Linked DNA regions of Homo sapiens: region 1 is linked to region 2. Evidence: chromatin loops called from intact Hi-C (ENCODE). Cell type or tissue: B cell. All regions are shown on one strand. Each heading gives the region's core, and the rest is flanking DNA. Links, peaks and the distances in the headings are about the cores only. Region 1 holds the start of LOC105372738 (a long non-coding RNA gene). Region 2 overlaps SAMSN1 (SAM domain, SH3 domain and nuclear localization signals 1).

Region 1 (17,038 bases), core at 5,482-13,481, 160 kb after region 2:
TGCACATCGAAATGCATTTTGGATGGGACATTTAGCCATCAATGTTTAACAGGCAATTGAAAATGTATGGAGCTCAGAAGAAAAGTAGATACTGGAGTCTGCAGCTTACAAAATGCTTTACAATATTTTACCTTATTCTCTAAAATAACTAATAAAAAAACTGGGGTTGAGAAAAGTTGAGTAACCCCCACAAAGTGGCACAGTTAATGGGTGGATAACCTAGAATTTGAATTCAGGCTTCTTACCATAAAGTTGAGTGACTTCCCCAAAGTGGCACAGTTAATGGGTGGATAATCTGGAATTTGAATTCAGGCTTCTTATCATAAAGTTCAGTGGTGGATAATCTAGAATTCGAATTCAGGCTCTTACCATAAAGTTCAGTGCTCATTTTATTACATTTTACTGCCTTTCATATAAGAACGAGCAAATCATCTAAAGAAAAAGAGGGTGTCAGATACAGGATTCTATTTGGGCTGCAAATATGATAATGCCTTATGCTAACGTGCATAGCTTCGGGTGACAACAAACTGAAATTTATCAAAAACAGGTTGACCTCCCCCTTGTGAAGGATTTTTTTTATTCATTCCAAGAGTTGCTTGCTTATTGCAATTTTGCCTGCTGGTGTGGACATAGCTGAGAGCATCACCTGCCTGCCAAAAAAAGTAAATATGCTGGAAGCTGTTAAGTGGATTAAAACTTGGTACCACAAAGTAGTGCCCAATAACATAGTCAGAAATTCCACCTCAGCCAAAGATGTTCCTAAAAACTCAAAAACAAAAAGGAGAGGAAAGAACATTTTAGGAGGATTTATGAGGTAGAAGATACGAAGAAATTATACAATATACAAGCAAAGAAAACAAATTTTTGAAAATTTGCCAGATAGCTGGAAGCCAAAATTGTGAAAAGAAAAATCCCTATGAGAACTGCTAGTTTTATAAAATATTCTGGGAATTTAAGAAAAGGTAAATTAAATAAATTATGCATTAGTTATATTATAATTATGCTGCTGAGCTGGCATCCTTATTTTCTCCAAATTCTATCAATCAGTCAAAGAAAGTCACAGTGCATGGTCAGATTCAAAGTCACATTGCAATGGATGTAAACACAGACACCAAGAACAATTGCAGTCATTTTGTTGTCAGCCTGCAACTACCAGTAACCAGTGGTTTGATTTCAGGCAGTTCATTTCTCTTGGCCTCAGTTTCTTTATCTCCAAGATATGACTTAGGACTTTCTCTGTAGGATTCCTTACACTCCTCTGTTCCTAAAGCAACAACTTTCAAAACTGCCTTACAGGCAAATTAGAGGACTTTTCTGTATCTCAAAAAATACATATATATATAAACAAAGTGACATGTAGTTGCTTCAGTACGTGTAAAGTTACTTATTAAAAAGCAAAAATGCCATATAGAACATAAAAAGTGAAATAGGAAGATGAAATAAAATCAAACAACATTAAGTTACTATTGCAAGTCGCAAATGATTGAAGATGGCTTGTTTAGCTGTTTGCCAACACTAAACCAAATTGTCCACTTCATGTCCTAAATGGCCCAGCTTGGCACTGGATCATAACCCATATTCCACTTTATAGATTTTTCTTCATCAGTAATTCAGGGTGTGAAAGTGATCGATATTAGAATTACTCAGACTGTTAATATCGTTTAAATTAAATGGTTAATTGCTTCATTTTCTATTTTACTTGGACCATGAAGATTGAACCAATTTTATGAAGCCCAAACTTTAGACAAGCAGGTAGTAAGTGAAGGAAGTCAGTCACCAGCCAACAGCACTTCCTGTTTTCATATGCGGATAAGCAGACTCTCGTTAGAAACCCCAACTGCCAGAGAAGACAAAATGCTTTACTTCTCTCAGACTGACGAGGAAACAGTGGCTAACATAGAAATTGTTATTGTCCAGAAATAAAAACAAGCTTTCTTTAAATGCTAAGGAAAAAAATAAAGATTTAGTATTTTCCTCTGGTTTCATTTGCAAACATCTGTATGCACTGTTTTTCTTCAGGATACACAGTTGAAATGTCATATTACTGGAATCTGGAGATCACTTTGATTAAATTTTGCCTTGCATAAAGCAGGCTAAAAGAAGTTAACCCTAACTGCCTCCACCAATAAGAAAGAATGTATCTGAATTCAGCACAAATGGAAACTTGTAATGTTCTACAGTCAGGTGAGAATGAGGAAATGCTCAGATCTAAAAGGAGCTGTTGCTGTAAGGAAACCATTTCCTTGATATCTGCATGTTCATCATCTTAAGTCTCAGGCCCCCAGACAGCTGTCTCTTCAACTTCAGGAAATTAGACGCCAAAAAGAAGACCTGAAAAACTGAAACATGCTAAGCCTGTACGTTGCACAGGGGCCAGGCAAAACTATATTTAGGATTAATTTTGAGAGCTCTGGGTGGTTTTTGTTTTCTGTGTTGTGTTGTTGTTTTTAATTTGCAGGGAAGCCTGGATGTTAGAGTGATTCGTGTACACATCTTAGGTAGAGAAGCTAATAAGTAGATGTAAAGAAGTAAAACCGAATTCATTAAAACCTAGAGCATTCATTGACTTGTTTATTGCTGAGTGCTGAGTAGCAATCCACACACGGTGCAGTATTTATTTTTTTCAAAACAGAAACCCCCATAACCTATATGATGTTAACAAAGGGAAATTGCAAAACAATAACAAAAAAAGCATTTTGGAAAATAAACTCATTTTCTTCGCATTCTTCTTTCCATTGCTTCTGAAAATGTTTGAAAATCAGTAGCATTATAAACTTTACAGTCTCATTTCCCAAATTGGCTTTCTTCTTTTTCTCCTCCCAATCCTTGGTTATATTTGTCACCTTCTGTTTCTATAGCACATGGCTGAAGACCTAGCATTGCATCTGCAACAAGTACTCTGACTTTCTTCATGAATATAAGTTTACAGGAATGCCTGTATAAAAAAAAAAACCCATAGTAAGAGATTACAAATATCACATCCCTCTTAAATCAGCTTCCTGACTTCCTTTATCCCTTCATGGGTCTGGTATGTCAGCAACACTTGACAATGTGAGGTTAAACTACTTGCTCTGCTTATGATCTCATTCCCTCCTGCTATCTCTTTCAGAACAAAGACCTTATACTATCAGTTGATGAATTTTCAGCCTCTTTGCCTCTACCTGTTATATCACTGCCATCTACACATCAGCTCAAGCCATTCCTGTCTTTAAAAAACACCATCTCTGACCTTAAACCTTCCTCCATTAACCATCATTCTCTTTTTCCTTCCCCTGAAAGCCATGTTCTTGCAAAGACTAATTTATAATCACTTGGTCACTGCATTTATTGTTCAGTCTACCATAATTAGAATTATGTCCCATCATTCTATGGAACGTGATTTGCTGAAGGTTATTAATGATTCAAATTTTTCCAATCTAATACACTCATTGCGGACATCATCTATCTGGAGCTGGTAGCACAGTTGAGAGAGAGCTTCTTTACTCCTAGAGCTGGCTCCTCCCTTGAATGGATAAACCATTCTCCTGGTCTTGTGCTATCTCTTGGACCGTTCGCTCTCAGTCTTCCCTACGGCCTCAATTCAGCTGACTCTGTCTACTGCTTAACATCCCACAGCCACCACTGCTGTCTAGCTCCACTCCTCGATCCCCAGTCCTGGAAACCAGTCTTTGAAATCTTCCCTTTACTCTGGCAATTTTCTCTTCACTCGTCTTGCTGCCTCTATTCTCTTTCACATCCACTTTATCTATCCCCTCACTGTCAGCGTGATCTCTCAAAATATGATGAAACTACTTTTATCTAAAACCTTTAAACTCCTTCCTGGAACTCCTTATCATGTTCCCTTAGCACAAATTTCCCCAGTAGCAACCCTGAATAAGGGTTTACACGCTGATAGTTTATTTGGGAGCACAACGAACACCAACAAGGGAATGGGGAACTGATACACAGACAGGAAGGCAGGGAAGACTAGAGCTTAATCCTGCTACAATATCCTGGGGAATTGCTACAAAACTCATGTCTCCGAGTTATCCTAATGAAGGGAGAAGGTTGTGGGATACATATACAACAAATCTAGTCAGTCTGCTTCTGGGTATGGGGGGACTCACTTCCGCAGCACTTTTGGGAATGGGACGGGGGGACTCACTTCCTTCAGCACTTCTGGCCTACCAAGAATGGCCAGAGAACCTTCTAGAGATCCAACAAAGCCCCAAGGCACAGCTTGAAGTTGGCCCTGGAGCACAGTGAACTGGGCAAGGTACAAAGATATGGTGAGACTCTGACAGAATCTCCAACACGTGGCTTACAAATTTTATTTATGTCACATTATCTTACCCTATCTCTTGTGGCACCCTGACTCGCCTTCTTGCACACACCGTAGGGAAAACCTTGGATCTTGCATGATGTATTGCTCTGCTCTAGTCTGTGCATCTCTAGAATGCCCTTCTCCTCCTTGCTCACTGGTCAACACCTGATAATTCAACAGCCATCTCAATTGTTACCTCTGTCACAATCCCTGTCCTGAAATTCCGGTGGGTACTAACCAATGCTTCCCTTGAATTCCCACGTGCTATGCTCATGATTTGATTCCCTCCTGCTGTATAAATATCGATACTACAGCCTTGAACACTTCCCTGCAAGTTATGTTGCTGTATGCTGCTAAATAAGCCTTTGGTGCTAAAGCAGTGAATTTAGGTCACAGAAGCTCCAAATATAAAAATAAGATGCTGTATTTCAGGTGAGCAATTACTCCCATAACTATTTGTAGTGAAGTTGCCTACTATACTGATTTACCTTGTTGAGCAAAGTAAACCCCTGAACATATGACTAAAATTCAAAGGTATAAAAGTCAAACAATAGAGTTGGACCTTATAAGAAGAGTTTCATCCCAAGAGTTAAAACATTTTATAGAATTTTCAATTATACTTTGCCCTTTGGAAACACCCACTTTTATGACATAATAAAAAAATGCAACAATAAAAAATGTTGACATAATTGGCCAATCCCCACCCCTACCCACACACCCACACTACATACAAGACAATGATGGTGTAGCCCGAAAGAATCTCATGACTGTGGGACAGCCCTACTTCACAAGGGCTGGTGATATTCCTTAGTTAGAGGATGACATGCATTCTGCATTTGACATATGCAAGATGGATCAGGGATATTTCAGTAAAATGTATGAAAAAGCAGGTTGTGTGAAAATTGAATGTTGCTATAGCAAACAGCACTTGGATTATATTAAGGAGGAGTCTCTGGAGGTTAGAAGCTTGTCAAATTATTACTGTCAGAACAAAGAGATCAGCATGGCCTCTTGAAGCCAAAGTCAAAAACATCAATTTGAGAAAAACTGGATAACAAGAGGGGTAAACACATTTTTTTTTATTGAATTACCTCGTTTGCATGTCGGGAGGGCATATTTTGAACTAATTTTATGGATTCTCAGGCCCTTCAAGGTACAATGGAAAGAACGTTAAACTTGCAGTAAAGGATTGTATTAGTCCCTTCTTGTGCTGCTATAAGAAATACCTGAGACTGGGTAATTTATAAAGGAAAGAGGTTTAATGGACTCACAGTTCCACATAGCGGGGGAGGCCTCACAATCATGGTAGAAGAGGAAGGAAAAACAAAGGGGCATCTTACATGGCAGCAGGCAAGAGACAGTGTGCAGGGGAATTCCCCCTTAGAAAACTATCAGATCTTGTGAGATGTATTCACTTTCATGAGGACGGCATGGAAAGACCCACCCCCCCATGATTCAATTACCTCCCACTGGGTCTCTCCATGACACGTGGGGATTATTAAAATTCAAGGTGAGGTTTAGGTGGGGACACAGAGTCAAACCATATCAATGACCGTGGCACCTACTTGCCTGCCAACTCCTTTCAATCAATAGCATAATCCCTTCCTTTTAGGAACTGGTCAAGGATCTAATTTTAAGTTGTCTTTTTTTCAATGCCCTGTCTCAAGCCCAACCAAAGCAAGTGATATTAAATAGGGAAAGTGTAAAACAATGGTATGCAACCTCACTGCACATTAGAATCACCTGGGGAACTCATAAAACCTATGGATGCCTGGACCCATCCAAGATTAATTAAAAGAGATAAAGCCCAGGAATTTTAAAATTCCCTCCAGGTGATTCCAATGTGACTTCAAGTTTATGAACCACTGACCCAGCGGCATAGGCATCGCCTGACAACTTGTTAGAAATGCAAATTCTTGGGCAAAAATGCAAATTTTTGTTTCAGACTCACTGAAACAAAAATCCTGTGGGTGATGTCCAGAAAGCTGTGTTTTAACGACTCTCCAGGTAATACTAATACTAAAATTTGAGGACCCATGTCCACCTATTTTCACTGATGCTTTATCTGCGTGTTTTTAATCTATATTCTAGCTCCCCAGAGAAATAGCTAACAACCTCACATAGATATTATGCCTAACCTTACACTTTTACTAAAGTTCACTACAGAAACCCAATGAAAAGAGTGGGCTATATGTGATTTAGAATTCAAAAGCCATAGATTCCAAAGCAGTTTGCCCATTTGCTAGAGAGGTTACGTTCAGCAAGTTCTTAAAAGTCTCCAAGTGTCAGTTTTCTCAGCTTTCAATGAGAGTAATAGTAGTACTTATAGCAATGAGCTGTTGGGAGGAAAAAATCAGAATACCGACGTAAAGCTCTAGTATAACGTCTCATATATAATAGCACTCAGGAAAGGCTGGCTCTATAAAGAAACTTTCTGAAAATTTGAAAATATATAAATAAATAGAGAAAAACCTGGAAAAGATTGTATCAATTAAAACAAATCATTCTCAGGATTTAAGACTAGAAAATATCCTGACCATATTAACTCCTATTAGTCTATGAAAGATGTACGATAGCTCATTGTTTCTTTCCCATCAGAGGTGGTTAACATGAAGGTCAGAACTGGGCACCAAGCTATAAATTGGTAGTAACTTTACTGAACTTAGTTATTATTTTTTCATATTACATGCACTCATTTATAATATAATTTAGCTCCTTATCTGTAATGTTTGTTTCAAAACAAATCTGTGTATTATTTTAAGAAACCACAAATCCTTTTGAAACAAAGGCAAAATGTGAAGAAATGATTAATCGTGTTGCCTTAGAAAAATCAAGAACCATGGAATACTGTGCAGCCATAAAATGAATGAGTTCATGTCTTTTGCAGGGACATGGATGAAATAGAAACCATCATCCTCAGCAAACAAACACAGGAACAGAAAACCAAACACTGCATGTTCTCACTTATAAGTGGGAGCTGAACAATGAGAACACATGGACACAGGGAGGGGAACATTGCACACCAGGGCCTGTTGTGGGGGAGGAGAGCAAGGGAAGGGATAGCATTAGGACAAATACCTAATGCATGTGGGGCTTGAAACGATGACAGGTTAATGGGTGCAGCAAACCCCCATGGCACATGTATACCTATGTAACAAACCTGCACATTCAGCGCATGTATCCCAGAACTTAATAAAATAAAATAAGAAAATCAAGAACCACTATGTCCGTATCTCATAAAAATCTTTGAGTCTGTTTCATAATATTCCTTCTTGGGGTAAATTTTGTTGCTAGAAAATTTACTTTCAATGGTCCCTCTTTAACAAAAAACAGTAATGCTCACTCTTTTAAAAAAATAAAGTAAAAAAAAAATTATTTCTGCCAACCCACCAGATTTCACAATGGTAATGTGGGCCAACCACAAATCAGTTATTGTGTGCTCCTTCAATGTTCCCCTCTGTGTATATTTGAACTGAGATTACTAAAATAGATAAATGTGCATTTTTTATTTTATAAATAGTTTGTACAGCTCTGTATATAGTATTCTTTGTCTATATGTGTGTTTGTATTTAAGGATATGTTTATGTTTTTCTCTCTCTAAATGATAGAATTGTGGATTTAATTTTCTACTTTCTAATTGCTGTATTTTCAATTGTTTTCTGAAACAGTATATGTTGCTTTTTAAATCAAGGGAAAATACAGATAATTTAATGCTTTTTAGAATTTCCCATTAAAATAATTTCCATTCAGGAACAAACTAGAGAACAGTCTGAGAATGTGTGATGGTTGTTGTCATCCCAGTACTCCTATTCAGATGACAGGCCTGATTCATTCTCCTGCAAAGAACTTCTGTGTATCATTGTCTGGCATGCGCTTAAGGAGTCGTGATTCTCTGCCCATGTTTTCACAAAAGTAATTCTCCACTCATACTTTCTGAAAACTCTCTACCTTACTATATGCAAGTTGGGTGGATATTGTGTGGCACATGGAAAACTCTATTGTTTTGCAAAGAATATGGGAGAAGATCATTTAGGAACAAAAATGCTATTAATTATTCTGTCAGATATACAGGTGAGATTTATGTGAGTTTAATGTTGTCTTTTTCTCAGCTGTGCTATCCCTGACCTAGAATTCTAGAAATAATAGATTGCTAGATAAAAGGCTGATCATGCATCTCCACATCTACTTTTTGCCAAGCCTTTAAAACTAGGCCAAATATCTTACTCTTTCAAAAAGTTGTCACATTATAAGTGAAAGCTCTAAAGAAAGGCTTTTGTTTTACAGCCTAGATGACTGAGTGTATCTAACATGTCTGTACATAAACGTAGTTGTATGGGTACCATTGAACCAATGTTCAAATTAGATAGACACTTCAAAGACATTAATATGTTATTGTAACCTAGAATTAAGAAAGGAAGTTCAGACTAAAAGTTTATACAGAAATATTCAGTAGAAAACTGAAAACATTTTTAGTTATTTAAATTTGCCTTAAAAATAAACCTACAAAATGTGGATCAAGTAGGGGGATAAATATATGACAAGAATAATATATTACATATGTCATACTTTAGTGTCTCTGAATATTTAGAATTAATAATTGTGGCTATAAAATGGTTATAAAAACTGTTTTAGCTAATTAAATTTATAATTTTAGACAATAGTAGGGTTACATTTTTAGCTTAACTAATCTGTAGATTCCTCTTCCTGTTAACAAAAGCAAAAGAAAGAAAGGAAATGAGGAAGAAAGGAGGGAACAGGGAGAGAGGAAGGAAAGGAAGGAAGTGCTGTGGTCTGAATGGTAGTGTTCCCCCAGAATGTGTGTTAGGACCTAATACCCAATGTGATAGTATTAAGAAATGCAGCCTTTAGGAGGTGATTAGGTCACCTCTTAAATTAGGTTAGTGCTTATAAAATGAGGCCTGAGGGACCCTGTTTGGCTGTTTTACCAAGTTAGGACACAGAGAAGGTGCCATCTATGAGAAACAGGCCCACATCAGACACCAACTCTGCTGGCACCTTGATCTTGGACCTCCCAGTCTCCAGAACCATGAGCAATAATTTCTGTTGTTTATAAATTACCCAGTCTAAGGCGTTTTGTTATAGTAGCCTGAATGGAGAAAGCAAAAGAGGAAAGGAGAGAGAGACAGAGAGAGAAAGAGAGGAGAGAAGAAGGAAGGAAGGAAAGAAGAAAGGAAGAAAGGAAGGTAGGAAGGAGGGAAGGAAGGAAGGCAGGGAGGGAGGGAGGGAAGGGAAGGGGAAAAAAACAAACAAGCGAGAGGGAGGGAGGCAGGGAGGAAGAAAGGAAGGAGAGAAGGAAGGAGGGTAGGGGAGAGGAATCTATTTCTTTTCTTTGTTTTTTGAGACAGAGTCTCAGTCACTCTGTCACCCAGGCTGGAGTGCAGTGACATGATCTCCACTCACTGCAAACTCTGCCTCCTGGGTTCAAGCAATTCTTATGCCTCAGCCTCCCGAGTAGCTAGGATTATAGCTGCATGTCACCACACCCAGCTAATTTTTGTATTTTTAGTAGAGACGAGGTTTTACCATGTTAGCCAGGCTCGTCTTGAATTCCTGACCACAGGTGATCTGCCCTCCTAGGCCTCCCAAAGTGCTGAGATTCCAGGCATGAGCCACCGTGCCCGGCTGGGAGGAATCAATCTCTTAAATGTAGCAAGGGCCTTTTGAAATCTAAATAAAACACAAAAGGGCAAAACATTGACTAGCCGAACACTGGTCTTCTGACCCATCTGGGGTCTCAGCCTGGGCTACACTGAGCTACTTCTTGTGGTGCCTTGAAGTCAGTTAATTTCACTTCCTGTTTTCTGGGCCACTTCACCTCTCCACTATATCCAATTAATCAATACTTTCTAGTAATACCACATCGAATAATAAAACTCACATCAGAAGCCACCATCACTCCCACCTCATTTTTAATGGCCCATGCCTTATTGACCAGCTCTGTAATTACTTACCAGGCTCACTGCATGCCATTTACTTTAGCACCAACAAACTCATTCCCTTGCTGACCGGTGTGGATATGCCACTCCCCTACCTAAGTCAGTGCTTTTTCTTCATCTAAAGTACCATATGTTAATCTGGAGTTTGAGTCTTGAAATACCTTCTAAAATCTATATACATTTGGGTTTTTCTGCATCAGTGCTTATTTTTCTTGGTTGACAATGCACTGCGTCCTTCATATTCTAAAACAGGCCTGGAATTCATTCAAGATGAATATCTTCAGAACAAAGCCAAAGACTTTAGCATAGACTGCAAGAATTATTTTTGAGATAAAGTTTCAATCTTGTTGCCCAGGCTGGAGTGCAGTGGCACGATCTCGGGCTGCCCGGGTTCAAGCAATTCTCCTACCTCAGCCCCCAGAGTAGCTGGGACTGCAGGTGTGCGCCACCACGCCCGGCTAATTTTTGTATTTTTAGTAGAGACGGGGTTTCACCATGTTGGCCAGAATGGTCTCAAACTCCTGACCTTGTGATCTGCCCACCTTGGCCTCCAAACGTGCTGGGATTACAGGCATGAGCCACTGCGTACAGTCAACTGCAAGACTTTCTATGATCTAACCCCAAAAGACCTCTGCCATTCCAGGGTCACCATCTGCCCCAAACACTTAATGCCCAGCCATATCATACTCCTTTTAAGGTCCTCTAACTGCACCAACTTTCTAACTTTTCCATGTTTTTGCACATGTTGCTTCTCCTTGTATTTTGGACTCTTCACCATCATTTATTGTCCAACTTCAACTCCCTTTTCAAAATCAAATTAGAAGTCACTTTTTCTGTGAAAGTTTCTCAGCCTCCACTATGCTAATATGCAGTTGATAGCTTTATCTTAGTTTGCTGTGGTACCTGGGCATATCTCTATCATGACAATTTTCAAATAATATTGTAGGTGTGTATGCAGCTGGCCCACTTTGAAGAGTGGGCTACCAGAAAAAAGAAGTTGTATTTTATTCTTGTTGGTAATCTCAGAGTCCAGCAGTATCTAACACTTAGTAAGTGCTCAGTCAAACTTTGATGAGGCAAAGAGCATAAAGTCAGCTGAGCAAGAAGACAGAGACTTTTGATGGAAACAGAAAACTTCAGGGCCATATTTCACTCATGAAAACCATCCCCAGGGCAATAACTAATTAATAGCAGGCATTTGGTAGAGGCGTGTTGCTGAGAGTGAACCCCTTTAAAAATCGAAATGATAGAAAGTTTTTAGTTACATTATGCACTGACAAATTACTTGAGCAAAAGCTGAGAACTAACTGTCTGCTTATAGCAAAAGGAACTTGAAATAAGGAAGTGACATCCCAGGGTGCAATCACATGTTACTTAAGAAATTCAGCAGAATTTTAGCAGTAGAAAAATTTAGCAATTGAAACCAACCCTGAATAGAATTCTTTTCTTAGTTCCAATTGGCTATGTATAACCATTTACTCACAAGGCAAAATTGGAAATTAATATTAGAAATACCTATCATTCCATTTATAGTAAATAATTATGCTGGATTTTACTATATATTGAGTTGCAGATACAGTTGTTCCCAATCCATAATTATGCTTCGTTTTTTTGTTTTTTGAGACGGGGTCTCGCTCTGTCACCATGCTGAGAGTGCAGTGGTGTGATCTCGGCTCACTGCAACCTCCGCCTCCTGGGTTCAAGCGATTCTTGTGCCTCAGCCTCCTGAGTAGCTGGGATTACAGGCATGCACCACCACACTCAGCTAATTTTTGTATTTTTAGTAGAGATAGGGTTTCACCATGTTGGCCAGGATGGTCTCGATTTCCTGACCTTGTGATCTGCCCACCTCAGCCTCCCAATGTGCTGAGATTACAGGTGTGACATAATTATTCTTAATTAACCATTTTGTTGTTTGTGGTCTTATAAAATCTTTAGTTAAAAGAAAACCTGACTGTCACAATCAAGGTTCCAGGCCCCGGAATGAGGGACGCCAGATGAGAAACGAGACTTAGTGATGATTTCTATAACAACATTTATCCCAACCACACATTACATTTGTAATCTCTTAGACCTTGTAAAGGGGATTTTATTAAAACTACAAAAAGTAAACGTATATGGATCTAAATAATTAAGACAGAGAAGATAAAGTTAGCATCTGAGGCTGCAGGTAGGATGGATTTCAGCTGAGCTGGAACTAGAGCAGAAGCAACCTGTGAGAAGGGTTATAGACAGACGTGCGAAAGAAGGTGTTTAAGAAGTGTTGCAACTTTCATTTTCACATTCTCAATGTTCTCACTCTGGTTTTTGTGTGACCCCAGACTGATATGTCTTCCAAAGCAGTACCCAATGGCTGGAATTCGTGTACATTATCATTTATTATTTTAAATGTTTTCAGAGTTATTGTGATCTCTTCTGCCACACCAAATTTATGCAGAGTCCTTGGCAAAGAATGTAGTGGACTTGCCCACATTCCACTCCATTCCCTGTCCTCTGACCTTCAGCACAGACCACAGAACAATGGTTGAGAACGCAGACTATGGGAGCCAGACTGTCTGGTTTCCGGTGTCCGTGACCATGAGCAGACTGTGTGCTTTGCATTCTTCCATCTGTCTAATGGGGACAATAATAGTTCCTCCCAGGCTTGTTATAAAAATGAATAGTTACTGTCAACTCTAAGCAAAGCTCTTAGATCAGTTCCTGGAGCATCACAAGGCCCTGTATGTGCTTGCAAAATAAATAAATAGCTCCACTTTGGGCAGGTAAAGTGAAGTGTTGAGTAAATTGTTTCTTCATAGTGAATAAAGAAACGGTTATGGAATGCCCAGCATAAGCCTTAAACACATCCACTCTTCCCCCTGGGTGAAGCCAACAATGATACTAGGGGGATAGTTATCATTCCTGCCTGCAACCCAGAACTGAGGAAAGAGGACCAGGAAGAATATCAGGGCTCCTATAACCTTACCCTTTATTTTTGCAAATAAAGGAACTGAAAGAGTTTAAAGAATTTGCTGAAAGCCACACCACATATTTAGTGTGAGTCACAAACCCATTTCTTGTGACTATCAGCTTAGCTCTCTCCATTATACTCATGTCATTAGAGTGGTTATGACAGGAAAGCAGAAGAAAGGCCAGGAGTCCAGGGGTTCCTTGATGAAACACCATGGAGATGTAACAGGCAAAGAAAGAAGATGGGGCCCCAAAATATAACTTTCTCTACCAGTTCTGCCAGAACTTCTCAGACTGGCTTAAGCAAATAACTTTGCACAATTTTTTCATCAGCTAAGAGAACAGTTTATGAATGCCTTAAATAAATTTGACTATTTTTTAGCTTAATTGATAAGAAAATGCATTTCCATTTACAGAAACTAAAAGTAACCTACTTGAAAACTCAGTCCTCAAGCTTTAGAGTTTGCGTGCACTCTGTAGGAATGCATAACTGTAGGAATGGGGTTATGATTTGCCTTTGGGAATTCTTGAAGTGAGTCTGTTTACTCTTGTATTTCAGCACCTAGCCCAGTGCACAGCATTCAGTGAATATTTCTGATTTCCTATTTTAGTGTATATCAGCGGCCCTCAAACTTTACTGAACATGAGAATCACTTGGCAGAGCTTGTTAAAAAAAGGTGGATTCCCTCAATACAACCCCTAGAGGAGAATGGCCCAGCAGGCCTGTGGGGCATTTTTAACAAGGTGCTCTTGATTCTGAGGGAGGCAGTCTTACATAATGCTCAAATTGGAAATATAAATAATAAGCTCATATCAATTTGTCACCTTTAGAATTTGAACCAAAATTTCCCCCACCTACACATGCCTCACAAAGCTATGTTATAGGTGCTCTCTAACTCACACGCCTCAGGGATCCCATCAGCACCATGTTTTTTTCTAGCCAGAATTCTAATGAAATGTAAGAGTAGTATTCTCCTCATGCAAAACTTAATTCTGTCAACTCTTTCTCAATATTTGGTTATTTTTGTTAGTGAGGCTTAATTGCAGAGAGCTGTTTAGAGAAATGTTGAAGGGCTAAATTTGACATTTTCAGCACAATGGAAGATTTTTGACCTCCTGGACTAGAGACTTAGTCAATATATCTTCAAGTCTATCCTTTTGCTTGTTTTCAAATACTATAAATTAGGACAATGATCTCAGAGTAGGGCTCACATCATGAGAGGCAAGGTGACTGCGGAGCAATTATATGACTGATACTAGCCTTTGAGGACAGGTTTCCACCAGAAGGTTGTCTGGAGTCAGTATGAGACATTCTGAAAACAAGTGATGTTTCACATGCCCACAGATACACATTTAGGCCCGAATTCTCCATATTCAAAGGTCTACGGGGTTCCAGTGCTCACCTCTGGGGGCTTTTTTGTTAGTAGATTTGGCTCTCATAACAAGTGACAAGATTATGGCTGACACTCAAGTCTCTGGCTTATGTGGAAAATGTCATTATTTACAATTTTCCTCCTTTGGAAATATTAAAGAAAATACGTTTGGTGGTTTAATTATCATCAAAAAGTAATTGAGGGAGACTGGGTACATAGAACTATAGTAGGAGTTAGAAAGTGTAAATTAATCTATAGAAAAGTGATAGCTCTAGAAGGCTATGCTATAAACAAAGTAACAGACACACTGGCCACTGACAAGTTAAATAAGAAAGAACCTAACATGAATGTAAGTACAGAGTCAAGTATCTGTTGAGTGGATGGACGCAAAGGAATTTGTGGATTTACTACTTTCCTTACACCCTCTACACTTTCCAAAGCGTGACCTGGCACACTTGAATAGATTCACTGTGTGCTGAAAGAGACCACTCTTATTGCTATTTCAAGGGAAATATTTTAAGACTTGAGATATTATAGAAACCTGAACAAATAGAAAATGGAAAAAAATAATCGGAGAACAAAGTAATACAGTCTGCCCAGGCTTGAGTGAAAATCAAAGTAGCATGGTGTATTAGTCCGTTCTCATGTTGCTAGTAAAGTCATACCTGAGACTGGGTAATTTATAAATGAAAGGGGTTTAATGGACTCACAGTTCCACATGGCTGGGGAGGCCTCACAATTATGGCAGAAGGCGAAGGAAGAACAAAGGCTTATCTGACATGGCAGCAGGCAAGAGAGGGTGTGCAGGGGAACTGCCCTTTATAAATTTGATCTCCTGAGACTTATTCACTACCACAAGAGCAGCATGAGAAAAACCCACCCCATGATTCAATTACCTCCCACCAGGTCCCTCCCACAACACATGGGGATTATGGGAGCTACAATCCAAGATGAGATTTGGGTGGGGACACAGCCAAGCCATATCGCATGGTATTCATTGATATGTAAATGGAACCAATAATCAACTAACAATGATAAGCCTTGTACTGAGAAAATGACAAAGAAGAAGTATATAGGGCCCCTGTTTTTAAGAAACTTACAAACGATTGGTAGTGAAGACAACATAAATGCATATAGATTACAAAAGTGTCAGAAACAGGTATGTGCACATAACATAGGACAGTGGCAATAAAGTTCTAAAAATTAAACAAAGTTTGGACAGAGATAAACGGCCTGGTTTCATGGAAAGGGGTGTGGGCGATGTTTTAAGTGAGGGCAGTGGCAAATCTTAAAGTAGGAAAATAATAAGGCAAGCAGGATGGCATAGTTTATGCCTGGCTGCAGACGGGAGGTGAGAGTGATGTGCAACACAAAATAAGAACAGCAAGGTACGGGATGAACAAAGAAAGAGAGTCAGAACATTTTATTTTGATGCAAATTAAAACTAAGAATTCTTTTCAAGTTATTTAAAGACAGTGACATAATCAAAAGGATGATTGCAGAGGATCATTCCTTCTACTTATAATTGGAGGAGGAGAAGGAAAAAAAAGAGTTGAGTTCTGCTGACGTTTTTAATCCATTAATTTTAAGGCATCCACAAAGGACAAAGTTAGATCAAAAACGTGAAAGAAGTTCACAACATTTCATCAGATGCCCAGGAGGTCTTGGCAGTAAAAATGAGGACACCTCTGCACCAGACCATGTCGCCTGATTGAAAAAACAAACAAACAAACAAAAAAAACCTCCAAAAAAACTCTTCTTCCATGGAAACAAATAATGTGTTCCACTTCTGCCAAGGTCATTCTGCATATACAGATGGCTTAGGTGGCTCAGTGTAGTTAACTCCTCTCCTTTGGCAGGGGAACAGAGATTTCCATCATATCCTTCTCTGCTCACTGATATCTGGCCCCCAGCCTTGCTTGATCTTGATACTTTGGAAAAACTGTGTTGTCTGTTGTGGTGGTTATTTTGGTTTCTCTAATCTTAATGTCTTCTATAACAATTATTAGTGGCAACATATAGATGAAGCCAATTCAACATTACCTCGAAGAGACGAAATGCTTCATCTTTGCCAAAGATCTCAATTGCCAAAGTTAGGTGGCTGGGAGAAGTCTGTTAACACAGCTCCCCTTGGCTGGGATTCACTCCAGTGTTTGTAATTTCTCTGAAGACCCATTGAGCAACCTGGCCTGAGTTTGAATTTGTGCAAAAAAGCCTCTAACCAGGTGAGTTGCACATTGTTTCCAGCTCATTAGAGATGTTTTGGACAACTTTTCTAATGAGGTTTGACATTTGACTACCATGGCATATGTGTCTTTCTCCACCATGTCACCCTCCCCCTACTCTGTGCTTCCTTTGCTCTTGCTCAATTTTGTGAGTGAATCATCTGATCTGTGCCTTATATGACCATGCTCTAGTTTGATTAATCTCTCTCATCAACGCTCCTTCCTGAATCC
Region 2 (13,132 bases), core at 4,812-12,811:
TTAACCCAGACCTCACACCCAGGATCTTGTCCCTGATTCATTAGCCTTACTTGATGAGCTCTGTCCACTGTAGAGACTATCCATGGAGTCACTGGCTTTGAGGGACACCTTCTCTGTGTGGGTCCCAATCACAGGGTCACTGTTTCTATATGGGTGGGCATTCTCTCCATCTTCCTCATCCTTCAGAAAACATATCAGAGGTTAGGTACAGAGAGAAGATTTCCACAGAGATGTACATTGAGTACATTGATTTAATAGACACATATTTTAGCAATAAAATACTTAAGGATACATAAGGATAAAATACAAAAGTAGTTCATCTTCAGTTCAATTTCTAGCAAAACCTTTCACAATATACTTGGAAAAATTACTCAGATGACACATTCTTTCTGTAAAATTCAGTTGAAATTATAATGGCTCATTTTTACAAACTAGGATGAATATCATATCAATATTATTTAATCAAAAGTGTTAGATTTATTGACATCTATGGTTTATCTTTTAAAGCACTTTTACTTCTTCATGTTGTCCTTATGCTCTATTTACCACCATTACTAATCCATTGAGATCTGATCCTACAAGCTTAAACTCTGCATAGTTGTTTCATGTCAGTTATTTGCATCCTACCAGATCACTAGATATGAATAAAACATGTACATTTTGCAATTCTAAAGCAAAGCTTATCTAAAAAGCTTTACAAATCTAATACCATGCTTGCCACCTAGTCAAGTGAGAAGCAAATCTTGCATAAAATTAGAAAAGACAGACAATTTCAAAACAAATTATATTTTCTTGAAAACATCTCCAATGTTTTCCATATTTCAATAGTTTGGATTAAACCTATGAATTTCTTAATATTCATCAGAATGTAATTCAACATTCTTTATTTGTGAGCATTTCTAAACATTGATAAAACTTCAGAATACACAAATGATATACACTCAGTTTGATTCTCCACTTTTATCCATTTCTTTTTTGATTCAGTCATTCAACACAATTTTATAGAACACCTCCTAGGTACTGAGCAGTGTTCTTGGAACTGGGGATTTTCATGGTAAACAAGATAACAGGGTGCTTGCTATAATGAAGGATATTCTATTGTGTTAGCTGTGTGTGTTTGTGTGTGCGTGTGTGTGTGTCTGTGTAGAGTATTTGGGGAGGTGTGTCTAAACACAATAAGACAATTTCAGAGAATAGTAAGTGTTATGAAAGAAATAAAACTGGGTGATGTGAGAGAATTTGTTGCTGAGGTTAGGGTTAGGGGTTGGCTGATTTAAATGGAGTATCCTCCAAAGACCTCTGCCATACAGTAATATATGCCCTGAATTATTGACCTAAAGGATAAGAAGATGTAACTTATGTGAAGCTTTGGAGACAGTTTTCCAAGCAAAAGGAATAGCAACAGCAAAATAATTGAACTCAGAATTATCTTGGGTTGTGCAGGGAAAACAGCAAGGCTAATGTAGTGTGAGAAAGGAGAATATTAGTGTGTGAGTTCAGGGAAGTAGACTGGAGCCACATCAAGAAAAGCTTTATAGACCATGTGTGGTGGCCATGGAAATGTGCCACTTAGATCTCTTGCTGCGGGACCCTTCTTTACTGACAGTCCCAGGACTGCCCCTCTGTATCCATCACTCCATTTGCACTAAAGCCATGCTCCCTTTCAGTAACTGAAAAAATAGGGGTATTGTTTGAGCCCATTCTAGTGGAATGTAGGGTTCCTGTAATGGAAAACTTTAGTATAAGAATCCTCCATCAATCTGACCAAAGCTTTCTCAGTATTCTGCTGAAGTATGAGACTCTCTCTACCTGATTCTTCTTCCTTTTCCTCATCCTTTTACAGATGTCAGATTTACGTTGCAGTCTAAAGGCTTTCTCTTTAGCCTTCCTAGCATTTCCTGTCATAAATCTGTGGTGTTTCTACTCTTTTTCTTGGGATCTAGAATGAACACACCAAGTAAAGAGGTTCACTATGAAGACACTGAAATTTTAACCATGACCTGATTTCCACTTGTCAGAGATATTTCTGGCTTTCATATGGAGAATAAATTTTATGGGGGAAAGAATAAAAAGAATGGAAAGCAATTAGGGGATTATGATAGTAATCCAGGAAAGAAAGGTTGGTTATTTAGTCTAAAGCAGGAATAGTTTACATGGAGAAATTAGGGAGTTTATATATACGTGGTAATACAATTCAGAGAATTTACTGATGAATTAGTGTGAAAAGTGAGAAAAAGAAGGAATTTAGGGTGATTCTTAGATTTTCTTTTCTTCCTATTTTTTATATTTTTGTTTTTATTTATTTTGGGGATCAGTGTTGTCTGCTGCCACTGGGAATACTGGATGAGAAAACCATTTTTTTTGTAAAAGTGTAGAGAATAAATATATTAGCTTTGGATATATTAGGTTTTGGATGTCTACTGGACATCTAAATGAAGATATCAAATAAGCAATTGATTGTATTAATATAGCAGATAAGTGAAGAGGTCATAGCTAGAGATATAGTTGTGAAAAACAAAATCATGAGAGTAGATGAGCTGACTTAAGGGGAGAATGTAGATTCAATGGAGCATCCAGGAACAAGCCTCAGGAAGATGTTTCAAGGGATGAGAAAGAAAGCAGAGCCAAGAAAGGAAGCTATGAGGAAGAAGAAATGCCAGAAGCATGCCTAGTCAAAAAAAAACAAGAAAAGTGGATGTTTTATATGTAAGGAAATCAGCACTTGGGTCAAATACAGTTGAAAAGTAGTAAGGAGAAAGAAAAGTGACCATTGGACCTGGCAACACAGAGGTCACTACTGACGGCGACAGCTATTTTAATGGAGTACTGGAGACAGAGCCCTGTTGAAGTGGATTGAAAAAGAGAATGGACATAAGACATAAAAATCAATAAAGTAGAATTGGGAGTCCATAAGTAAACTCACTTATTTATGATCCATATATTTATGACAATATATTTATGGTCAATTGATTTTTAACAAGAGTACCGAGACAATCAAATAGGAAAAGAATAGTCTTTTCAACAAATAGTGTAAGGACAACTATATATCTACATGCAAAAGAATGAAGGTGGACTCTTCCTATATACTGTACAGTAAAATTATCTTGAAATAAATGATACACCAAAATTTAAGAGACTATTGGCCTCTTAGAAGAAAACATGGGAATAAATCTTCATTACATTAGATTAGACAATGGTTTGTTAAATATGTTACCAAAAGCACAAGTGACCAAAAAAAGATAATTGGACTACAATAAAATTAGGAACATTTGTGCTACAAACAACACCATCAAGAAAATAAAAATACAATCCACAGAATTGGAGAAAATATATTATATTGCATGTCATATATCTGATAAAAAACTTGCATCCAGAATATATAAAAAACATTTAAAACTCAACAATAAGAAGATAAATAACCCAATTAAAAACGAACAATGGATTTGAAAAACACTTCTCCACAAAGATAGATAAATGGCTAAAAAGCACATGAAAAGATTCTTGACATTATTAGTCATCAGGGAAACGTAAAGTACAACCAAATGTAAATCAAAATCACAATGAGATTCCACCTCACATCCACTAGGATGGCTAGTATTAAAAAGACAGACAATAACAAGTGTTGGCAATGATGCAGAGAAATTGGAACCCTCATACATTGTTGATGGGAATGTCAAATGACACACCTGCTTAAAAAAACAATTTGCCAGTTTCTCTATTAGACATGGAGTTACTATATATCCAAGAGAAATGAAAAAATATTTCCACACAAAAATTGAACAGAAGTATCTGTAGCAGCATTATTCATAATAGCCAAAAAGTGAAAGCAACCCAAGTAATCACTAAGTGATAAATGGATAAAGTAAATGTGATCCATCTATAAAAGGAGAAATATTATTTGGCAATAAAAAGGAATGAAGTACTGATACTTGCTACTAAATTAATGACATGTTGTTCTTCACATTGTTCTTCGCATCACATTCTAGATGCATGATCTTTTTTTTTGTTTTGTTTTTTGAGACGCCATCTTGCTCTGTTGCCAGGCTGAAGTTCAGTGGTGCAATCAGGGCTCACTGGAACCCCCGCCTCCCGGGTTCAAGCGATTCTCCTTCCTCAGCCTCCTGAGTAGCTAGGACTACAGGCGTGCACCACCATGCTCAGCTAATTTTTGTATTTTTAGTAGAGACGGGGTTTCACCATGTTGGCCAGGCTGGTCTTGAACTCCTGACTTCAGGTGATCTTCCCGCCACGGCCTCCAAAGTGCTCGGATTACAGGTGTGAGCCACTGCACCCAGCAGATGCATGATCTTTCTGAGTGTCAGTTTCTTCTGTTAAAATGAAAGTAATACTTCCTTCCACCCAAGTTCTGGGCATAATGACTGAGGAAGAAAACAAATGCTTAAGTACTTCATAAAGTACCAAGCACTTCTATAGTCTAGCTGAATAGTTTAAGAAAGTTTTAGTAGAAAAATACAAATGATTATCAGAGAATATTTACCTTTTCCTCAGAAAGGGCTTTGATGTACTTTTTACCCACTTTTTTCTTCATTGTCCATGAAATAGCTCTCATTTTTTTACCCAAACCGCCTCCATTATTTGAAGTTTTACTTTGTTCTCCACTTCCATTTGTGGGATCTCCTTCATGTGCCTAGTTTAGAATTGTTTACAAAAGACAAAATAATAAAGCAATAAAAAACATTGATCTGAAATCACTGTTACAGAGAACATTCTGAGTTTGTGGATTTTGCATGCATTCTGTGCAGCAGCCTCCAAAATTTCTAACAATCCGGACATAACACATATTTTTAAAGTTGTCCAGCCCTGGTTGCTTGTGTTACGAACTCAGAAAGTAAAATTCGTGATGTTAAAGGACTTGAGCCTCACATCTGCAACTCTTTTAGAGAATTTTGACTATTTTTTAAATAGCTGTATTGAAGAATCATTTTATTCCCTCTTCTTGAGATGAACAAATAATATTAAACACCAGGTATAAGGAGTTCTTATGTCTACATAGATGAGAAATATTTTATTGGAAGCTTTAGATAGGCTGTAGCATCTATCTGTGTTGAATAGGCCTTAAAATATCCTCTTGCTTCTCATAGAAATTGAGATGATTGTGGTTATTTTAAAGAAGTTTTTGTGTTAATTAAATCCACTGAGAAATGTTAGATTTTTTTTCATCTTAGTGTGCACATTTCCCATATTCGCAAGCAATAGTAAATATGAACTAGTTCCAGCCATTAGTACAGAAATCTTCATGTAATTCACATGCTATATTAATCAAACATCTTATTTGGACTGCTTCAGTCTGTGCTTAGGAATTTTGTTAAACCAATGACTCAGAATAAAACACTCTGTTCACAGCCACAAGACTCTATATGTCATAACATAAAATAATGTTCTGTCAATATAATTAATATATTATGTGATATATATTACATTATATAGAATCTATATGAAATAAAATATCCTCACTACCCACCTTGCCCCTCGCTACTTCTCAAGTCTCCCTCGCTCACTAGATCAGTGGTTCTCAAAATATGATCCCTGGACCAGCGGCATTAACATCACTTGGGAGCAGTTTGTGCTTTAGCAAGCTCTTCAAGTGATTCTGATACTCGCTAAAGTTTGAAAACAACTGTAATAAAGTATTGCCATGCTAGCCCCCTTGCAGTTTCTCTATCAGGTTCTCACCAAGTTTGTATTTGCTTTTGCCATTGGCTTCCGCCAGATATCCAAGAATTTCTTCCTTCAGTCGTCCAGGTTTCTATTCACATGTCATATAATAGGAGAGTAATTTTCTGATTGATCACCCTCCACACTTCCATACATCCTGTTTATTGGCCCTGATTAATTATTCCTCTAAGCAGTTAACATTACCCGATAATATGTTTGTTCATTTGATTATTGTCTGCGTCTCCCACTATGATGCATGCTCCATGAGACTTGAGACTTTGTCTGTTTTCTTTGAGTGTCTAGAGTACTTCCAAGCACAGAGCTGGCACTTGATATTATTTGAATAAATGAAACTTCTCATGTAGAACGTTGCAGATTTTTTTTTCTTGGAGGACATGTTTGGGTTACACGTCCTAAAATACCTTATATTTGCAAGAAAGGAAACTTGAAGGACATCTAGTTTAACACTGCCCACCATTACTGGTAGGTGGACAGGTAGTCATTCACTGAATATAAAAAATGATGGGAAACTTCTCTTTAGTGAACTTGAATATTTTAATATAAAAGTTTAACCACATAGTTAACATCATTATTAATCAATATTATATTTTGCTTCATATCTTACCCCAAATTGCCTATGATAAATATGAATGGACAGCCAATTTAAACCCTCATTGCACTTTATTAATTTCTACATTCAAGGTTGAAATCAAGGCAAAGATTCTTTGCTTAATTCAAAAGTCCTGAATAAAATTTAATTCGGAAGCACTTTAAAATTTTAGAGTTAGCCTTTTTCTTCTCTCTACTTAAACTTTCTCTGTCTTCATTATAAAATTACTTTGCTAACATAAATAAGAAATGTTAATTACTACTTGTGTTACTCTACCATTTCTAAGCTTCAGAAAAATGTACCACACATATTTTTCAGGTTTTTCTAGCGTTATTTACAGAAGCTACAAAGAAATTATGTTTATGTCTTTTGAGTGTTAACATTTTTCTATGCCTTTCTCCATAGCCTGAATTAAATTTCTATTTAAATATTACTTATGGTTTTGTTCTTGTCTTTTTAAGATTTGTCTTCCCCTATAGACTCCAGGCATGAAGTAAGGATTTTCATGTGTTGTTGCAACAGTACTTCCTGAGTGTCTAAGGGAAAACCTGTCATAGAGTAGTTATTTTTTGAATGAGTGCTGGATTGTTGAAAAATATGCACACTATTTTATTAGGTTTGCTAAATTCTTTTACAAATTACTAGGCCACCATTATTAACCAATGAACCTGAATGAACATGAGCTATCTTGTACAGGTTAATTCCAGAATTATAAACTAAATAGCAGTAGAATATATGTATGATTGTGGAGAATTAAAAATTTATACAAAATGCCAACTGAAAATAAAATTATATACAGTTTCTCTCTCTCTCCATATATATACACACACACACACAAACACATATATGTGGCCAGGGGGAGATTTATATGTATATATTACATTTATTACTTACAATTATGTAAATGTTGATTGACTATACAATTATGTACAAGTTTACTCATAAATGTGAATATATACATAATAAATTAATAAAAGGGATCATTACTGAAATTAAATTATTTTAAAATATTACAGATAGTTATATTTGAAAATAAGCATAGGATCTAAAAACCTATTGATCTAAAAACCTATTGATCTAAAAAGAATATATTACCTGTAAGGTTGCTGAATCAGGTTCAATGGTAAACAGTATTTTCAGTTTTCTTAGTAGACACCCCTTCTCTGTACTATTTTATTAGTTGTTGTTGTACCTGTCATTAACCACTTAGCATATGTGGCCCCTACTTTATGAGATAATATGGCAAACTTTGGAGTCAGAGAAAAGGTTGATTTCTGCCTTTGTCATTTACTCACTCTGTAATTTAGAAGTAATTTTATTTGATGAAGCAAGCATATTTCTGCAATGGCAAAATAGATATACTAATAGTTCCTATGTTATAAATAGGTAAATTGTTATAGATAGATAAAGTTAGCATTGTGCTTATTTCATCGTGAGTGCTCAACTAAATGAACATATTATTGAAATTATTACGTAAACTTTATTTTATGGGAAGCTTTTCTTAAGCTACGGTTAAAATGTTCATAGTGTACAAATGTGTATGTAGCACTCACCAATGGGATGTTTCAGTGTACATTGAAGTGTGAGAGTCCAATTGAGCAGCTGTATGCTCTCCTTAACAAATTTACAGTTGGGCCACTTAATCTTGTTCTAATTTAAAGCAATTACAACTTACATAACATTTTATATATATCTATCAAATAATGTGTATAAATACAATGTATGTGTATGTGTACATATATGTATACTCACATTGTTTTATAGTAGAAATACTCAGGAAATTTGGAATTGTCAGTGTCAGTTTGAATTCTATCTTTTCGGGTTCATGTTTTGCTTTCCCAAACATCTGTTAGGCTTCTTAAAATAAGATTTTACTTTTAATGCCCTGCACGGTACTGGGTACTGATAGAGACAGGAAACAGCCAACGGTCCCTTGCGAAACCTCCCCTTCGAGCCTAAAACAGCTTGAAGGCTGAAAAACCAGACTGATGATCCTGGATGAAGCCCACCCTTTCCCAACTGATTCTCTCTTAATAATGCCCACCTGTGCACTGGGGGAAGGGGACGGAGCTATGGGAAGGTCGTGTGGTTTGCTGCAGGGAGGAGCCTGGCCTCTTTTGTTGTTATGTGGTAGCCTGGGATTCAATCTGTAAGGTAGGAGCCTGCTAGCAGGACTCTTGCTTTGTTGAGAGTTCCTCTTTTTTTTTTTCCTTTTCACCCGATATACCCTGCCCTACTCACCCTACAATGTGTCTGTGTGCCTAAATTTTCCTGGTCGTGTGACAAGAACCCATTGCTTTCCACAACAGTACTAAATAATGGTTTGTTCATTTATCACAAAAACATATGCAAGGCTATAATTTTAAAATGTATTCATTTTTCTTATTTTACTTTGCAAAAGTGACATTGTCTTCATAATATTTCATAATGTGTTTGCATAACATTCATAAAAATGGAATAAACTACGAACCTCAGTTGAATCATCTGGTTTTGATAAAGAATTATTCCGAAAACGATCGAAATTCCCAAAACTGCTGCTTCGCTATAAAATAGAAAAGAAAAAGCAAAGGAAACTTAGAATTTATTTTCACTGTCCAAACTGATAAGTATATTAGATTATAGTTTAATAAGCACCGTCTCTTGCAAATACAGGCTTTAAAAAGCTCTTCTCTCTGGAATATCCAAAGGCTGTGAAGGTATACCTATTAACATTTTTATATTTACAGTTGATCAAATGTCTTTCTACGCTTTTTGTCATAGCGTTAAGTAAGCACCTTGGAGAAAATCTTGGTTAAATTATTTTAAATTTTTTATTTTAATTTTGCTCTTTGAAGTGGCAGCTGAAGAATCCTTGAATTCCAAACTAAAGCTTCTTGAAATGAGCTAACCACAAACTTAACAGCATGTAGTACTAACCAACCAACCAACAAACAAATAACAACAACAAAACACAAACAAAAAGCAAGCATCTGAGTAGATCCACCATTACGCCTCACAAAGATCAAGTTTGTTCACACGCTGGGGCCTGTGGGGTGGAGGGCAGGGAGACGGAGAGCATCAGGAAAAATAGCTAATGCATGATGGGCTTAATACCTAGGTGATGGGTTGACAGGTGCAGCAAAACACCATGGCACATGTTTACTTATGTAACAAACCTGTACATCCTGTACATGTACCCCGAAAATTAAAATAAAAATGAAAATAAAAGACCAAGTTTGTTTAAAAAAAAAAAAAGAACATAAGTGCATTTTCTATTACCAACTCTTGATCATTTGAAGTTCTCTGCTGGGTATCAGAAAAAGAAGGCACACACACAGACTTACTAATAAATTGAAAGCAGCATTTAGGTATGCACAGTCCAAGGTTGGGAGTAAAATGGAATTTTTCCACATTTAACATAGAATTACAATGAGATCTCTGGGTCAGTTTCATTCACTGGTTTTGAGAAAAAGCTCAGTATGTTAATAGAAGATGTTGTCTTGAATACCTTTTGCTTACAAAGCTACATTTTTATTATGCAACTCAATGTAGGCAGGCAATTATAAATAATTTCTGATATGCAACAAAATAAATGAATCCCTTAAACATATTTTAAAATTCTTTTGAGTCATTGAGTCAAAAAATTGATATTTCCTCACTATCTAATTTTATGCATTGTTTGGGATGGTGGATATCTGATGTTGGGTTCTTTGTGTACTCATAAATCCCGAGACTATTTTCTTTCTAAAGGACTTTATCTTATTTCAAGTTTATCATATTTTAAAAACAAACTGGTGGTACTGACATATAATCTGGTAATTTAGAAAATTAATAATGGGAGTCAGTAATCTATAAAACTTTGTACAACAAGGCCTCCCTTAATGCTCTCAATGGGATCTCGGAAATTGCTACCTTAAGCAAAACCAGGTGTAACAAAATCCACTTTACCATAGGCTACTTGAAATCACAAGTTCAAATAACAAGTTCCTGTGATCTACTTTTCATCACAAAAACATCATCAAATTTCTAAATAAAGACCCAAACACTTCTAATGGTAAACACTGAAACAAATGCGATCCATACATATATTTAAGAAAAATTAATTTAAAAAATTAACATAATTATTTTCCCAGTTATTCCAGCTCAGGGTTGCTGTGAGTGGCCAGAGCCTATCCCCACAACTCAGGGCACAAGGCAGGAACCAGCCCTGGACAGGGTGCTGCTCCAACGCAGGGCACACTGAAGCACACATCCACACTCCTCATTGTGGAACAATTTGGACACGCCAATGCCAATTGACCTGGAATGCACTTCTTTGGGATGTGGGGGGAAACCCACACATAAATGAGAAGATTGTGCAAACCCTGCACAGACAGTGACCCTGGTCAGGAACTGATTTTTTTTTCTCCATCAATATTATTATAACAAAATGATGTTGGAGAAAACTGTTTTTGGAGGACCTGCTATATTGTCCTTTCAGAAATCACAGCCCATTTTAGTACAAGGCAACTTCAAGGGCTCCTAGTCCCTAGAAGCTCTTATGTCTCCCTACCAGCTATCTTTAAAGATTTTTGTTTCCCTTTTAAAAGAACTGAAATAAAAAGATCCTGACCTCTGGCAAGGGGTTAGCTTGATAGACAGTGTGATACAGAATATTGCCCCAAGGATGATAGCTGTGTTAGACACAATTAACGCCTTTTGCTGACTTGCCACCCCGGCTGGACGAGCCCTTCAGCCTGTGGTGAGAGGAGCAGAAACGAAAGCTGAAACTGAGAACCACACTGGAAAATACAAACTCTTCTTATGTAGTACTTACTAGCCTACAGTGGCTTCCCAGAATATGAATCACTCCAACTTGCCTAGGAGGTGTTTCCATCTGGCTGTCATTGCTCAGCAATCACAGAAGGGAATTGAGCGTATTGTTGTCCTGCTTATAAACAATCTGAACACACAGAAATCTATTACTCTTTTATATACTTGAAACCATTCTATGGCTGATTGGAGCCCATGCCCAAGGCAATTTTGTAGCCTATATATAGCCTGTTAAATATTAATGAGAGTAAGGGTGCGATTTCCACAATGGGATAATGGGTCCTGTTGCACAGGAGGGCACAGAATAGACTCGTTTCAGCATTTTGCTACACTATCTTCTTCCATTAAGTAATCAATAGCCACCACCTTTTAAAATTAATTCTCCCCTCATTATATCAATAAAGAAAAGCAGATTTAGGAGTCGTGGTTTAAGAAGGACACTGGACTATTACTTTGGGTTTTGTCAGTCATCTCATCACTAATTACTCAATAGCTTTATGCCATAGGAGTATATCAATCCATGTTAAGACACCCTTAAGAAGAAAATCTAAATATTTAAAAGAACATTTATATTTGTTCATTATTCTCTAGTTTAAAAGTTAGTAACTAACTTTCTCAGATGGTTTTATGATGTATAGATTATGGCTTATGACAAAAAAGGACTAATGTCTACTATGAGGTCTGGACAATGAACACATTTATGACTTCTGTTCTTGTAAAGTTTTATGATAACAAGGTGAATTATATGGAAACAAAGCTTGCTTCCTAAATAATAGTACTTAATAAATGAGAATGTGTTTGAATATTGATAATGTTGTTTATATAATTGTAATGTATTAGACTTAGTAAATATTATCTTATGACAGAAGTTCTTATCAAGACAGAGTTATTATATAAATAAGCAGTGTCAAAAAGAAGATGAGCTTAAATAAAAATGCTATATATATTTTAGATAATTCTTTGTGTCTGTTGACTTTAGATCATATTTAGTCTTTATACTCTACACGAATGTTTCCAGTCTTTCCTTATGCAATTAGAAATGCATTTGTAAAATGGCACAATACCTATAAAGGGAAATTTGGCAATATCTAGCAAAATTACATATACATTTGCCCTTTGTCCCAAGAATTCCATTTCTAGATGTCTTTATCAGCAATACATTTGTATATGAATTGTTTACATTTCCATATTCACTGTAGCACTTTTATATTATCAAAAAGCTGTAAAGCCTAATGTTCATCAAGAGGATACTGATTGAATAATATATGGTACATCCACACAATGCAAATGTATGAAGCTGTAAAAAATTAAATACATCTTTTTATATGCAACAGAATAACCTCTAGCATACAGTGTAAGGAGAAAAAGTAAAATGGAGAAAAGTGCAATATATTGAAATACATCTAATGTCAAAATTCATGAGTTCATAAGGATACTAAAAAGAAAAATGCATCAGTTACATTGGGAAATGTTATAATTATATTCTGAAAACTAACAAATAAAGGGACAACTTAGACATTTAATCTGCCTTTCCTGTATGAAACCTATTTCATCAACTAAATAGTTCATCAACTAAATAGTTGATGAGGGGAAATTGTTCTGTATATGTTCATACTTCAGCTAATCAATTAAAAATGATGAAATAATAAGATTACCATTTTGCAAACCCCTAATGCAATGTTGGATCCAGGCAATGATCATCAATGGCCACTAAAATCACACAAAAGGAGATAACCAGAATATGTGCTTTGTGATGGAAGCATTAAATACAACTAATGAGATATTGTTTATAAGAAAGAAAGGAAGCAAGAAAGCAATCACACCAAGCTCTGTATCTAGCTACCACATTTAAGGAAAAAAAGAGACAGAAGAGCATGTTAAATGTTACCAAGAAGATACAGTCAGTCGGAAAAAATACAGACAAGAAAATACAGAGCAAAACAACCCAGCTTCTTCAGCAAATCAATATAAAAAAATTTTAAGAAAGAGTTAAAGTATAAACTGAGAGACTTCAGAAACATATTATCCAAGTATAATCCATGAATCTTGTTTAAA

Evidence for each region. A loop is a pair of places that touch in the nucleus more often than their neighbours do. Peaks named below come from ENCODE experiments on the same cell type or tissue, not always from the same donor. Only the 100,000 strongest peaks of a DNase experiment are listed, where the experiment ranks them.
Region 1: it touches region 2 in a loop (3-fold over the local background); 7 of 110 quality-filtered maps call a loop at or near these places.

The regions. Positions count from the first base shown.
Region 1 is chr21:14,674,146-14,691,183 of GRCh38, forward strand. LOC105372738 (a long non-coding RNA gene) reads right to left here and starts at 4,454. Exons shown (of 2, transcript XR_937589.2): 1 at 4,333-4,454; 2 at 2,540-2,935. RefSeq lists a cis regulatory region at 3,449-3,845, a silencer at 10,269-10,378 and enhancers at 12,587-12,636, 12,657-12,756. In B cell, for the core only: no CTCF peak of the experiment used is centred there; DNase peaks (open chromatin) are centred at 10,116, 11,586, 12,536, 13,086 and 2 weaker places; H3K4me3 peaks cover 1,932 bases; H3K27ac peaks cover 4,425 bases.
Region 2 is chr21:14,512,394-14,525,525 of GRCh38, forward strand. SAMSN1 (SAM domain, SH3 domain and nuclear localization signals 1) reads right to left here. Exons shown (of 8, transcript NM_022136.5): 2 at 8,757-8,828; 3 at 4,499-4,648; 4 at 51-180. The region is part of intron 1 of LOC124905053 (a long non-coding RNA gene); the gene reads left to right. Among named protein-coding and RNA genes, the nearest start is that of SAMSN1, 27 kb to the right of the region's middle. In B cell, for the core only: no CTCF peak of the experiment used is centred there; DNase peaks (open chromatin) are centred at 8,308 and 11,028; H3K4me3 peaks cover 1,466 bases; H3K27ac peaks cover 1,811 bases.